3 separate regions of the Homo sapiens genome follow, and all the other regions are linked to region 1. The links are chromatin contacts, found by Hi-C in ENCODE. All regions are on one chromosome and are shown on one strand. Each heading gives the region's core, a stretch centred on a gene start or an enhancer-like site at or near the end of the contact. The rest is flanking DNA. Distances are from core to core; before and after follow the strand shown.

What was found. Hi-C counts contacts between places; a loop is a spot of excess contacts on that map. Pooled maps may share reads with other maps.
Region 2: a loop to region 1 is called in a map with no recorded cell type, with 9 times the contacts of the local background. The contact joins the enhancer-like site here to the promoter of DDX60 in region 1. A Hi-C loop is called at or near these places in 8 of 37 single-sample maps with no recorded cell type and 6 of 50 pooled maps.
Region 3: a loop to region 1 is called in a pooled map, with 5 times the contacts of the local background. The contact joins the enhancer-like site here to the promoter of DDX60 in region 1. A Hi-C loop is called at or near these places in 1 of 37 single-sample maps with no recorded cell type and 4 of 50 pooled maps.

What each region holds. Positions count from the first base shown.
Region 1 is chr4:168,317,444-168,321,888 of GRCh38, forward strand. DDX60 (DExD/H-box helicase 60) reads right to left here and starts at 1,309. Exons shown (of 38, transcript NM_017631.6): 1 at 1,179-1,309. RefSeq lists an enhancer at 1,243-1,572.
Region 2 is chr4:168,852,106-168,856,642 of GRCh38, forward strand. The region is part of intron 10 of PALLD (palladin, cytoskeletal associated protein); the gene reads left to right. LOC102723331 (a long non-coding RNA gene) reads right to left here. Exons shown (of 2, transcript XR_007058358.1): 2 at 1-4,537. Among named protein-coding and RNA genes, the nearest start is that of CBR4, 160 kb to the right of the region's middle. Within about 2 kb of position 2,431, at least 11 of the 41 ENCODE cell types and tissues checked have a DNase peak (open chromatin) inside an H3K27ac peak, as active enhancers do.
Region 3 is chr4:169,097,717-169,102,204 of GRCh38, forward strand. The region is part of intron 11 of SH3RF1 (SH3 domain containing ring finger 1); the gene reads right to left. Among named protein-coding and RNA genes, the nearest start is that of CBR4-DT, 90 kb to the left of the region's middle. RefSeq lists enhancers at 622-741, 862-921, 1,202-1,321. Within about 2 kb of position 2,151, at least 10 of the 41 ENCODE cell types and tissues checked have a DNase peak (open chromatin) inside an H3K27ac peak, as active enhancers do.

The DNA of each region.
Region 1 (4,445 bases), core at 59-2,558:
GAAAGGCGCAAAGGGGAGGTAAAGAGGAAAAAAATGGGGGCAAGGGAAGGGAAAGGAAATCATGGATTCTGTATTGGAACAGAATGGTGGAGCTACTTGATGAAAGGCATCAAGCTCCTGAAACCCTGCCTGGAGAAGAGCTGGTGGGTTAAAATGGCTTCCAGTACCCGGTATAACCCTCTCCCCTTGAGTGTGGACAGGACCTGTGAATTTAATGGCATAGTCTCTTTAATGATTCGGTTATATTATGTAAGACTTCATCATAGTAGACTCGGGAGATTCCCCCAAAGAGGCTTATACCTTCTTTAAAGGTACCCTATACCTTCTTTAACGGTATAAGCCACCTTGTTGTGAGAAGGCCACTGTAGCTAAGATCTCAGGGTGAAATCTAAAGACATGGGAACCCCCAGCCAACAGCCAGCAAGAAAGCAGGTAACCTCAGTCCTTTAGCTGCAAGAAACTGAATTCTTCCAACAACCTGAATGAGCATCCATGGTGTCCCATGAGGCCACAGCTCTGACACCTTGATTTCAGCTCGATGAGATGCTGAACAGAGAACTCACTTTACCCATGCCTGGGCTTCTGATCCACAGCAATTGTAAAATAATAAACTTGTAATGTTTTAAGCCACTATACCTGCCCCTTGACCAGGAATAAATTAAGTTACTGGAGTAGGAAATAAATTTCTATTGTCTTAAGCCACTGAAATTTAAGGGTGCACAGAAATTACCTGGGGGAATCTTATTAATAAACGCAGATTCTGATTCTACAAGTCTGGAGCAGGGATTGAAGGTGGAAGCTTCTTGCTGCTGTCAATGTACAGGTTTTACTGGCTGTGCTTAGATATGATGTCCCTTAATTTCTCCTCAACCTCCATTACCCAGCTCCCACCTTTGACGGGGACTCCTTAAATGCCTAACTAAGCACTCCTCTCTGTCTCAGACTTCAGGCCTTTCGCGGTTGTCCCTTTCCTCCGCCCCTCCCCACGCCCGGCCTTCCGGGCCAGCAGGGGGCCCGTGCGCCACGGCCTTGCGATCCCAGGAGGTTCCCCAGATTCCCGCGCCCCGAGCCCAGCACTCCTGGGCCACCTCCCTGTCCGGTCCGTTGAAGAAGACCTAGAACTCCCGCTAGACAGCTCCGCCCCAGGCTCTTCCCAAGGGACATCCCCGGCTCCTCACCGCGGACTCAGGACCGGTGGTGTCCAAAGACCCGCGAGCTGCGCGCCCCGCGGGGAGGGAGTGAAACAGAGACCTAGCGCAGAGCCCAGGTGGAAGTTCCAGGTTACCCCAGACCTGGCCTAGGACTCGGCGCTCTGAGCCACCGCAGCCAGTCTTTTATGCATCCGGCGGGAGTTTCGGTTTCCTTTCTCCTCTCAGAAGCACTTAGGTTTCAGTTTCCCTTCAGCACGAATTAGGCGAGGCACTTTCGTGGAAAGTTTAGCATCCTTCCCTTCAATCAGAATCTTAAGAAGGGGAGCATGGCGAGACGTTAGTTAAAAGGTATGAAGTTACAATAGCTAGGAAGAACCAGTTCTGGTATTCTATTCTGCAGTAGGGTGTGTATAGTTAACAATAATGCATATTTCAAAATAGCTAGAAGAGAGAATTTTGAATATTCTCATCACAAAGAAATAGTAAAGTTTTGAGGTAATAGATGGGCTAATTATCCTGATTTGATCATCACACAATGTATACATGTATTGAAACGTCACATTGTACCCCAAAAATATATACAATTATTATGCGTCAATTAAAAATAAAATGAAACTAAAAAAAACCTTAAAAGAGAGAGACAAAGGCAATAAAAATGGGCTTTGGAATTTGGGCATAAATATAGAGTAAATTGAGGCAGAAAAATTTGTAACATCTAAACAAGATAAAATCAAGAAGAGTTAGAATTTAGAAATTGATAAAATGTAAAAGACACTGTGGAATCTGAAACCCCACAATGAAATTGGAGATCTTGCTGCTTCTACTTGTATGCAAAAAGAAAAAAGAAAGTATGTAACAATACATGAACTTTGAGTTTCTGTTATGAGAAGCTGATGATTACTGTTCTGTATAAACTGTAATTGGTACTTTCATGGGCCAAGAATCAACATTAAAAAATAAATTGAAAATGCAGAATGGTCACATTTATTTGTGCCTCAAATTGATGAAATGTTCTCTTAATTTTTGCCTGTTGATACTTGCAGTGTGGGTTTCGATACTCATCTCCTTTCCTTTCAGTGCCCTCGTATGCTTGATTTCATTAATGCTATAAATATGCATTCATATATTGGAAATAGAAGAGGGTGTGGAGGAAAGACAGCAGTGAATTTGGGTAATCAGCATGATAAGAAGCCACAGGCTGCTTTGTCTACAAGGAAAGGAAAGAGCCAAGGTCCAGGCACTGCTCCACAGGGAACACAGAACAGAGAGAGTAGTGAATGATACTTTGTCTTGTGAAAAATTAGAGAGTCAAGTTGTTAAAAGAGGGGGATATGGGGAAGGAGGACATTTCTCACATCCATCAGACAATTACTTGTTTATTCATTTGTTTAGAAATTCACGTGTTTGTTAGTGATGAGATTAAGAAAGAAAATAAAAGACTCTAGAATTTAACACATGATTGGTCTTAAATCAGCCAATATTCCTGTCTCCTTCACTGTGATCTCTGATGTACCTGCCTGGGGTAGGCTGAATAATACCCTGCACTCCTCCCTCCAAAAGAGGCCAAAATCCTAATTCCTGGAACCTATGAATACAGTAACTTTCATAGCAAAAGTAACTTTGCAAAATAGATTAAATAAGAATCTTTAGAAGAGGAGATTACCCCTTACCCGGGATTATCCAGGTGGGCCCAAGGTCATCAGAAGGGCCTTTATAAGAGGGAGACAGGAGTTCGAGGGGCAATGTGATGATAGAAACAGTCAGTGACAGAATGTGGGGACACTACACAGATGGCGTTGAAGACAGTGGAAGGGACCACGGGCCAAGGAGTCTGGTGGTCTCTAGAAACTACCAAAGGCAAGGAAACATTTTTTTTTTCTAGAGCCTCCAGAAATCAGCCCTGATAACACCTTGACTTCAGCCCAGAGAGACTGATTTTGAACCTCTGAGCTCAGAACTGTAAGAGAACAAACTTGTGTGGTATTAAGCCACTAAATTTGTGGTAATTTGTTACAGCAGCCATAGAGAACTAATACAATATTGCAAACTGTATTGTAGGAAATGAATAACATATTTGCAAACAGCAGAAATAATGGATTGTGTTATAACAAGAGGTAGAATTAATTCAGACAGCTACTATGTGCTAAGCAATATGCTAATACCATATCAATGATCACAGCAAGTTCATGAGGTGTGTACTATGATTTCTGTCATTCTGTAGATAAGAAAAATAAAGCTTCGAGGGATAAAACAGCTAATAAATTATACTAAGATTCAAAATGTGGTCTAACCCAATGGCCTATCTACAACATTCTCTATTACATAATTTCATCAAATGCTTCAAATTCTACAACTGAAAGTGTTTCAGCTAGTGGACAAATGATTTTTTTTTGCTTAAATTATAAAGTTTTTTAGAATATATGATGTTCTACAGTTGTTTCGACTTTCAGTGACCGGATTTATCAGGTGAGAGTTCAAGACAACTTTGACTCATCCTCTTCAATTTTCCACCCCAAAGTATGTAAACACACAGAAACTTTTTATTTTTTTTTTACTTTTTCACTTCAACAGCCTACTCCCATGACCACACCCTGGACTTTGTTCTGAAGCTTGATAGTCACGTACTTTATTTTTCCTTTTAGACCCCTCCCTTTATGCCCTACACTTTAACCTCTGAGGACTCCCAAATGTTTGTCCTATCAGGGTGAACTCCATGAGCCAACACTTCAACTCTCCTCTTAATTAACATGTTCAACTGCTTGAACCTACTGACTTTCCTCTACACTTGCCTATAATTTGTTAATCCTGATTAATTCAAGTTTTCTTTTCTTTTTGATACCTGGCCACCAAGGGGAATGACCCAGTTAGGATCTCATCAAATGTATTATTTAACAACACAGCTGATACCTTTTTTTCTGTTCCCCTCAGCCTTCTGCATATTTCACAATGACAGTTACAATTCAGCACTTTACCATTCTCAAGTCTTTTAAATGATAGACCATCTCTTCTGTTTTCAAGGAGAATTCTCTCCAGCTTTCTGATAACTCCATATTCCAGTCTCACACAGAGTTTAAGCAGAACACACAGCATGCCACTTACACACAACATAACTAGCCTTCTAGATCTGGGTTTGGATCTCCCCTCAAGCATCCTAGCCCATCATTCTTCAGTTTGTTGTGTATTTTAACATCTCTTTGTCAACTAAAACATAGTGTTCATTCCACTAATAGGTTCAATTAGAACCTATTCAATTCAATAGAACTCAATTCAATAGAATTCAATTCTAATTGAACC
Region 2 (4,537 bases), core at 1,181-3,680, 540 kb after region 1:
TGCCCCATGCCACCTGACTAGAAATGCCTGCCAAAGGTATATGGACATGCAAGGCTGGCACAGATGTAAAGCTCAATATATTAAACTAGATAGCAAAGAAATATACACCAAGCCCAGCAATACAAAGCACCCTGCCTTCATGCAGTTAAACATTCTTCTGTTTTAGGCCACACTGTACTTGCTGGCTTCATGTGGCTTCATGAAGGCAAGTGCTGTGTCTGTTTTGATCACTACTAGATTTCTGGCACCCAACATGTAGTAAAAGCTCAATCAGTATTTGTTAAATTCATTGAGAGAGCTGGGAAAGAAGGTAGAATGAAAAGAAAAGAAAAGAAACAAACAAAAACACAAGCCTGGGCAACATAGCTAGACTATCTCTACAAAAATTAGCCGGGTGCAGTAACTCACACCTGTAGTGCCAGCTACTCGGGAGGCTGAGGCAGGAGGATTGCTTGAGCCCAGGAAGTCAAGGCTGCAGTGAGCCGTGACTATGCCACTGCACACTCCAGCCTGGGCAACAGAGTGAGACCCTGTCTCAAAAGGAAAGAACCATCCACAAAGTTAGTAGTGCCTACAAGAGTGTAGTTGCTCTTTAAGCTTGAATTTTTGGTTATTTTGCAAGAGGTATTATTTGCCTTAAGCCATGGTAATTAGATTTATTCTGCTTTGTGGGCTTTTAGATGAGTTAATCGGCTACAATTTCTCTTAATTCCCTCTAATGCTTTCTAGGTGTGGATATCAAGAAACCTACATGTTGTGTTTAGAATATTTTATGTATCACAGATATCAGTGGGTAGTAGACTTTGCACTGGAATTGCCCTTTTCCCTGCCTCAGTTGTTTTTGGTAATATTAACTCTTTATTTACTGTTAAACTTTACAAAAAATGTCAAGTTTACTTTTTAGGACTAATAAATTAGTTTTCATAATTTTAGCCATTTAGGAAAAACAGAAGAAACCACATTGCAGTGTAAAGGGAGAAAAGTCACACATAGCTAATTATTGATAGGAAAATGAGAAGTGAGATAGCAACATCTGAGAGGACTTCATATATGAGCATCTCACAGAGTAACTTTTTCTTTTAGCCAGCATAATTACTAGCTTTTCCCATGTGTGTACAGACATTTTTTTCCTTAGAAATTTTGGCCTTAAAAGTCAAATACAGGTTGTTTTACAGATGATCAATGGTCCTTCTAGAAGAAGTCCACAGAAGCTCTCAGATGCCCTCTAGACCAGCCTTTACTCACTCCTCTGTCAGCATCCTCCCTCCCAGCTCGCATTTTACCAAAGCTAGAAAAGACCCTCAAGGGCCTGGGTGCGTGGAATTATTAGAGACCAGATAAAAGACATGTAAGGAGTGCTGGTGTGGCAGATGCTGCGAAAAAAATGTGCCACAACCTCTGAGGGCAGGAAACTGAAAGACCTCGTGTGGTTTGGAGGCCTGAGGAAAGAGCCTCAGGAAGTGATGTTTGACCTGACATCTGAAGGCTAAATGGGAGACAGAGACAGGTGTGCAGTCAGGAGGAATCGCACATTGAAGGGAAGGGCTGAGACTCTGAGAATGGGGGTGGGAGGGAGAAAAGAAGAGGCTACAGGGGGCGACCAGGCCTGGTGGGCCAGGTGAAGGAATTTGGAGTTGATCCCAAGAGCAAGCGAAAGTCACTGGGGACAGGGAAGTCAAGAGTCACAGGATTCCATGTGGTTTTTGAAACTGGCTGCATGGAAGAGAACAGCGTGTGGGAGAAGTGTAGGAGAGGGAAAGGCAGGACTCATGATGGTTGAGATGAGACGGATGGAGACAGGCAGCTCTGACTTCTGCGGTTCTGACTTGTGAAACAGGATCAGGGATGGTGCCACTGACTAAAGAGGAAGAGAGGATTCCAGTAACAACTAAGCACTATTCTCTTTTAATCTCTGCAACAGCCCTACTCTGTGGGTTCTATTATTACCCCATTACATAGATGAGAAAACAGAGGTACGAAAGATTAAATTTGTCTAGAGTCTCCTGGTAAGTGTTCAGTAAATGTTTGCTACTACTGCCTCTGTTTACTCATGGAGTCATTCATTCATTCATTCATTCATTCATTCATGGATGGTATGCTGTATCTAAGATAATACATTGTTGAACAGAATAGATGTGAACTCTGCTCTTGAGAAAGACTGGTAGTGGGAGAAAAAGACAATAAACAAGCAGTTATCTTGCTTGGACAAGCTGGTCAGGGATGGTAGGACGGTCTAGGTTTCTTAGACTGGAATGTTACAATTCTAGCTCTTGCATAAATCTTGGATGGATATACAGAGGAAAAATACGTATTGACAAAGCCAAAAAAATGTTTCCCAGATGTTCTCTGAGGTTCCACAGGCATCCCCAATGAGTTAGATCAGAAGTAGGCCCTGTGCCGATTTTGTAGGTGGGAAGCTGAAGATGCAAGAAGAGAACAGCCGTGCAGCTGTGCTGAGGTCTCAAAGAGCAAGGGTTCCAGGTGCCGCCGCTCCTGCTGTCCAGCAGGTTCAGCTGCCTTTGGGCCCACCAAGGTAGGAAATGGCCCATATCTGACTGCCTCTGTACAGGTCAAATCACAGCTCCCTGTTCTCTACTATATATAGTAACGACCTTACATAAGAGTGCTATTAAAAAAGGACGACAGAGAGGAAAAGAGAATGCCAGCTGAATTTTTTCCACTAAAGCTCATTTTTAACAGATGTGTTTTCTCTGTTTCCACAATGACAGTGTACCAGGGGACTGTTCTCCAGGTCAGGAGGGAAGCAACCCAGGTACTTGTAGGACTGTAATTGGGTCCGTCTGTGCTGAGCACAACAATAAAATTACTTGTACTTCCCTTTTTATTTAATGTTACTCTCCTCATCAGTTCCCATTTTCCTGATATTTGTGGGAAGGAGGCCATGAAGAAGGATGAAAACACTGTAAAAATAATTTAAACTAAACTTTACAATATATTTGGGATAATGCTGAGAAGGAATGTTCTTTTTTTTTTTTTTTTTTTTGAGACGGAGTCTCACTCTGTTGCCAGGCTGGAGTGCAGTGGCGCGATCTTGGCTCACTGCAAGCTCCGCCTCCCGGGTTCAAGCGATTCTCCTGCCTCAGCCTCCAAAGTAGCTGGGATTACAGGCACATGCCATCACGCCCAGCTAATTTTTGTATTTTTAGTAGAGACAAGGTTTCACCATGTTGACCAGGATGGTCTCGATCTCTTGACCTCGTGATCCACCCGCCTCGGCCTCCCAGAGTGCTGGGATTACAGGTGTGAGCCACCTCGCCCAGCCTGAAAAGGAATGTTCTAAGTTCAGCAAAATGAGTGATTAACATGTAAGTGGTACGTCTATCTTAAATGCTTTAAATTATAATTCATGATTTTTTAATTAAGGCTTTCTTATTCCATCTGATCTCTTATACACTCTAGTACCCAGTGATACACAAATTTTGTTAATTTTGGTAAGTCAGTCTGTCTGTGCAGTGTGTGACCTTGACATTATGTAATATGAATGGGATGGCTACGTGTTCCCTTTTCCCCAGGACAGTCAATCTGCCAGTTGTCTAGAGTTCTATATAGTTCAGCCTTTGTCCCAGATTAAAGGGCCCACATTTGGACACTGAATTATTTACATGACCGTCCTGAATACTAATAGCTCACATTTATCAAAGGCATGCTTGAACATTGCTCAAAATACTTCACATGTACTACCACATTTCATCTTCACAGTCTAGGAGGGAAGTGCTATCATGACCCCCATTTTATTTATTTTAGATTCACTGGTTACATGGGCAGGTTTGTTACAAGGGTATATTCATGATGCTAAGGTTTGGGTTTCCATTGATCCTCTCACCCAGGTGGTGCACACAGTACCCAAGAGGATGTTTTTCAGCCCCTCCCCACCTCCTTCTCTCCCCACTTTTGGAGTACCCAGTGTCTGTCGTTCCCATCTTCATGTTTGTGTGTACACAGTGTTTAGCTCCCACTTATCAGGAGGTATTTGGTTTTCTGTTCCTGCATTAATTTGTTTAGGATAATGGCCTCGAGCTGCATCCATGTTGCTACAAAGGACATGATTTTGCTCTTTGTTGTAGCTGTATAGTATTCCATGGTGTGTATGTACCACATTGTCTTTATCCAATCCACCATTGATGGCATCTAGGTTGGTTCCACGTCTTTGCTGTTGTGAACAGTGCTATGAGGAGCAAGTGTACATGTACCATGTGGGGTTTTTTGGTAGAATGATTTATTTTCCTTTAGGTATATACCCAATACTGGGATTGCTGAGTCTAATGGTAGTTCTATTTTTAGAACTTTGAGAAATTTCCAAACTGCTTTCCACAGTGGCCTAATTTACATTCCCACCAACAATGTATAAGCATTCCCTTTTCTCCACATCCTGGCCAGCAGCTGTTGTTTTGACGTTGTAGTAATAGCCATTCTGACTGGTGTGAGATGGTATCTCATCGTGGTTTTGGTTTGCATTTCTCTGATGATTAGTGATGCTGAGCATTTTTTCATGTTTGTCAGCTGCTTTTATATCTTC
Region 3 (4,488 bases), core at 901-3,400, 780 kb after region 1:
GGTATTCACACTCTTGTGTAGTCTCCTCCTATGATGCACAGGATGACCTGTGTGGCCAATAAAATGTTGCAGAAATGACAGTGGGTGATTTCTGAGGCTAGATCATAAAAGGCATTATGGCTTCCACTTTACTTTCTCTTGGATCGGTCACTCAGGAAAACTGGCTGCCATGTTGTGAGGACACTCAACATCTCTATGGAGAGGAAACACATGGTAAGGCACTGAGGCCTCTTTCCAAAAGCCTAAACTAACCAGAAAAAGTGATGTGAATAAGCCATCTTAGAAGGGGATCCTCCAGCCCCAGTTGAGCATCAGCTCAGGCTGATGTCTTGACTACAATCTCAAGAAATACTCTAAGCCAGAACCAACCAGATGAGCTGTTCCATAATTATGTGACCCACAGAAAGTGTGAAATAATACATGCTTATTATTGTTTTAAGCCACTGACTTTTGGGCGTAACTGGTTACATGGCAACAGATATCTAATAAATACATCTTTCACTGTTTGATGCTAAGTAATGAGTAGTCAGTCATAAAGTTGATTTTGGGTTTCTACTTTCATTTGGTTCTCAAAGTCAGAAAATGAGTGTATAGCCTCGTGGGACCCACTCCTGACTGAAAGTGAAAAATATTATGGCTTCAAAATGATAGGCAGAACAAATTCTATACAACTGTCCCCAAACTTCTGAAACCTATTACAGCCTGCCCCTTTCACCAATTCCCATTCCATATAAACCAAAATCCATTTAAGAAAGACCACAGCAAGAGTCCCAGACTATTACACTAAAAAAACACATCTCTGCAAAAGGTAAGTGGCTGCTTGAACAACCTGAGCTCCTTTGGCACAGGGACCAAATTACTACCCAAGATCTGAAGCAAAAGCACAGCACAGAAGTTGGCTTATCATATCTGAGAAAGGTTCAGCTAATTCAAACATGAATATTCATAGACCACAAGGCTGGGGTTTGATCAAGCATGGAATGAGGAAGGAAGCATGACACAGCGGGAGAAACACTGGCCTAAGGATTGACACAGTCTTTAAGGTCAGTTAGAGCAGCTTAACTTTGGGCCAGTTATCTCAGCTCTCAGTCTGTTTCCTCATCTGTAGAATAGGACTGTAATGAGTTAAACAAGTATGATGCTCTTCGTATGGTGTCTGACAAAGAGTTCAACCTGAAAATATTAGCTCCCATTATGATCATATGGCTTAGACAAGAGTAGGCAGAGGCCTGGCACTTCAAGGAGGTGAAGAATGGGCCAGTCAGTGGCTGGACATCTCTAACTAGGAAACGAACTCAGGCCACAACTCAGGCCTCATTTCCTGAAAATGAGATTTGACAAACTTTAGATCAACACAGTTAGGGTTTTGGAATCCCTTCTTTGATATCTTTATTTTGAGACGGTCTTACTTTGTTGCCCAGGCTGGTGTGCAGTGATGCAATCACAGCTCACTGTAGCCTTGACCTCCCAGGCTTAACTGATCTTCCTACCTCAGCCTTCCGGCTGGGACTACAGGTGTGTGCCACCAAACCTGGTTAATCTTTTTACTTTTTGTAGGGATGGCATCTCACTATATTGCCCAGGCTGGTCTTGAACTCCTTGGCTCAAGCAATCTTCCAGCCTCAGCCCCAGAAAGTGCTGGGATTATAGACATAAGCCGCTATGCCCAGCTCTCTGACACCTTTAAAAGCAAGACAAATAATTTCATCATGAATTTATCTGAAAGAAGGATCCAGATGACATTTCTCAAGTCTAATGTCAACATGCTAAAAATCCATGAAAAAGCAATGATGTAGTTGCCATGTGGGGCAAGTTAAACATTTAAGGCAAAGCTTTATAATTCTGGGAAAAAATGTACAAGTGACTCAAAACATATTCAGAGTAGACTTCTCATGAGATATATTCCCTACTTGTTCTCTGTGAGCTGCCTTAAAGGTGAAATGGAATAAAAATGGTTATTGAAAAACTTGAAGTGAATTAGATTAATATATGCATTTTATAAAATGCACTAAACCAATTTTGTCAAAAAAAAATTTTGAACTAGAACTGCTGCTGGGCTAAGAACATACTCTTCCTGCCAAGTTCCCAGTGGGAGCAAATTTTCATTGCTAAGTTTTATAAACCTCTGGGGGGGCGGGTGGAATGAGAAACTATGTGCATAATGGAAACTGTGACACAGTCTTGATCGTATGAAGACTACCAGGTGCAGGAGTAATAGACTCTACTTAGAAATCTTCCAGCTCAGGTCCTGATCTTGAGCCTTGTGAGGTGGTTTGCAGTTTTCTAATACAGATTTGTAAGGCCAAATACTGGGCATAACTGGCCAACTATTTCAGGCATTGAAAGGCTTTGCCAAGTAGAACATTTACAGACCAACAAACAGATGTAAGGCACAGCTGCAGAGGCCCTTTACATCTGCTGCTCCACCCTCTGCCTCACTCGGATTATGCTTTTCTTTATATGAACAGGGGTTTGGGGAAGTTCTGAACCTCAGGGGTCAATGAATACTCTCCCATGACCTACATGGGACCTGCTGATCTACCTTCAAAATCTGCATCCCATCCACTCCTCTTCATTGTCACTGTCACTATCCTGGTTGATGACTTCATTACCTTCCACCTCGTCAAATATCTTTTTTTTTTAAGACTGAGTTTCGCTCTTGTCACCCAGGCTAGAGTGCAATGGCACGATCTCAGCTCACCACAAACTCCGCCTCCTGGGTTCAAGCAATTTTCCTGCCTCAGCCTCCTGAGTAGCTGGGATTACAGGTGTGTGCCATCATGCCCGACTAATTTTTGTATTTTCAATAGAGACAGGGTTTCAATATATTGGCCAGGCTGGTCTCTAACTCCTGACCTGGTGATCCACCCACCTTGGCCTCCTTCAAGTCTCTTCCTGTCCCCAACCCAGTCTATGCAGAGCTCACATACTAATATTCTTAAGTGGCAACTCTATTTGCAGCTACCCACTGCCAAAAAATCATTAACAGCTTTACAATGCCTGTGAGCAAGGTTAATCCTCAGCCTGGTATGCGAAGCCCTTGGTGATCAGGCCCTAATCTCTTTTTACACAGCTGTAGCTACTACTATCACCACAAAAGTCCCAAACACTCCCCTAAGCCTGAACATGTCCCCTATTCAGGGCCTTTACTTCCCCCACGCCACACCTTGGCTCATGCAGTTCCTTCTAGTGGGAGTCTCCTTTGACGCTATCTCTCCCACCCATACCCTATCACTCTCTCAAAGCCTGGCTCCAGTTCTCCCCTGTGAAATCTCCAGCCCCATGGCTGGAGGCAATTTCATGCTTGACTAAATCGCAGAGGCCTCCATGTATATGTCTTACAGCACTTAGCACAGTCTACAATGTATTATTACCATCTGTGTCCGTCTCGTTTATTCTACCAAACCATAAGCTGCTTGAAGGATGAGATGATGCTAAATTCACTTTATATGCCTCATAGGACTTAGCATAGTACCTTTAATTCTTAATAAGCATGTCAAGTGGCAAAAAGAAAAAGCCTAGTTGTATAGAAAAACTGTTTTTTAAAATGTACAAAGCTCCTTAAAAAGGAATGAAATTCTGACACGTGCTACAACAGGGATGAACCTTGCAAACGTTATGCTAAGTGAAATAAGCTGCATGCACACAGAAGGAAGACTATTGCATGATTCCACTTATGAGATGCCCAGAAGTCACTTACGGGGAGAGAAAGTAGAAGGGTGGTTGCAGGGCCTGGAGGAGGGGGAATGAAGAGTTAGTGCTTAATGAGTACAGATTCAGTTTAGGATGAGAAAAAGTTCTAGAAACGGATAGCAGTGAATGGTTGTATGACAACATGAATGTACTCAATGCCACTGAATTGTACACTTGAAAAAATAGTAAATTTTCATGTATACTTTACCACAATTTAAAAAATAAGATATATGAATGAATAAAATTTTTTGTTTAAAAAAAAGGCAAAAAAAAAAAAAAAAGAAAGGAAAAATGTATAAAGCTGACTGGCACCTTGGTTGGAAAGCACCCCTTGTTCCCTTTGAACAAAGCGCTGTGGAGGCATTATGGGGTGACCAGAGTGGCTCACAGACCGGTCCCTGAATGGCCTCTGCCTCTTGGTGGCTGTGTGACCTTAACTCAACTTTTGGTGATAACTGCCAAGGTACAATTCAAGAAACAGAGTCTTGCAATATAAAGAAGCTCCACAGACTTCCAATGCTATGGTATTTTAACTTCCATCTGAATGGGCATTTACAATCTTTTATTAGTATACATTTCCTGTTTCCTTTATTTTTCTAGCCTCTCTGGTGTTCTCTGTAGTTCATACATTTTCATTTCTAATCGCCCCTGGTATAGCCCAAATTGGCTCCCATGTTGCTCTGGGAGGCACTCAGTTCATCACTCTGACCTGGGTGAGTAACCACTTACTGCTTTCTACCAGTTGCCACAGCAATCTAATATTCAATTAAGTATTTCACTGGCATAACCATACTA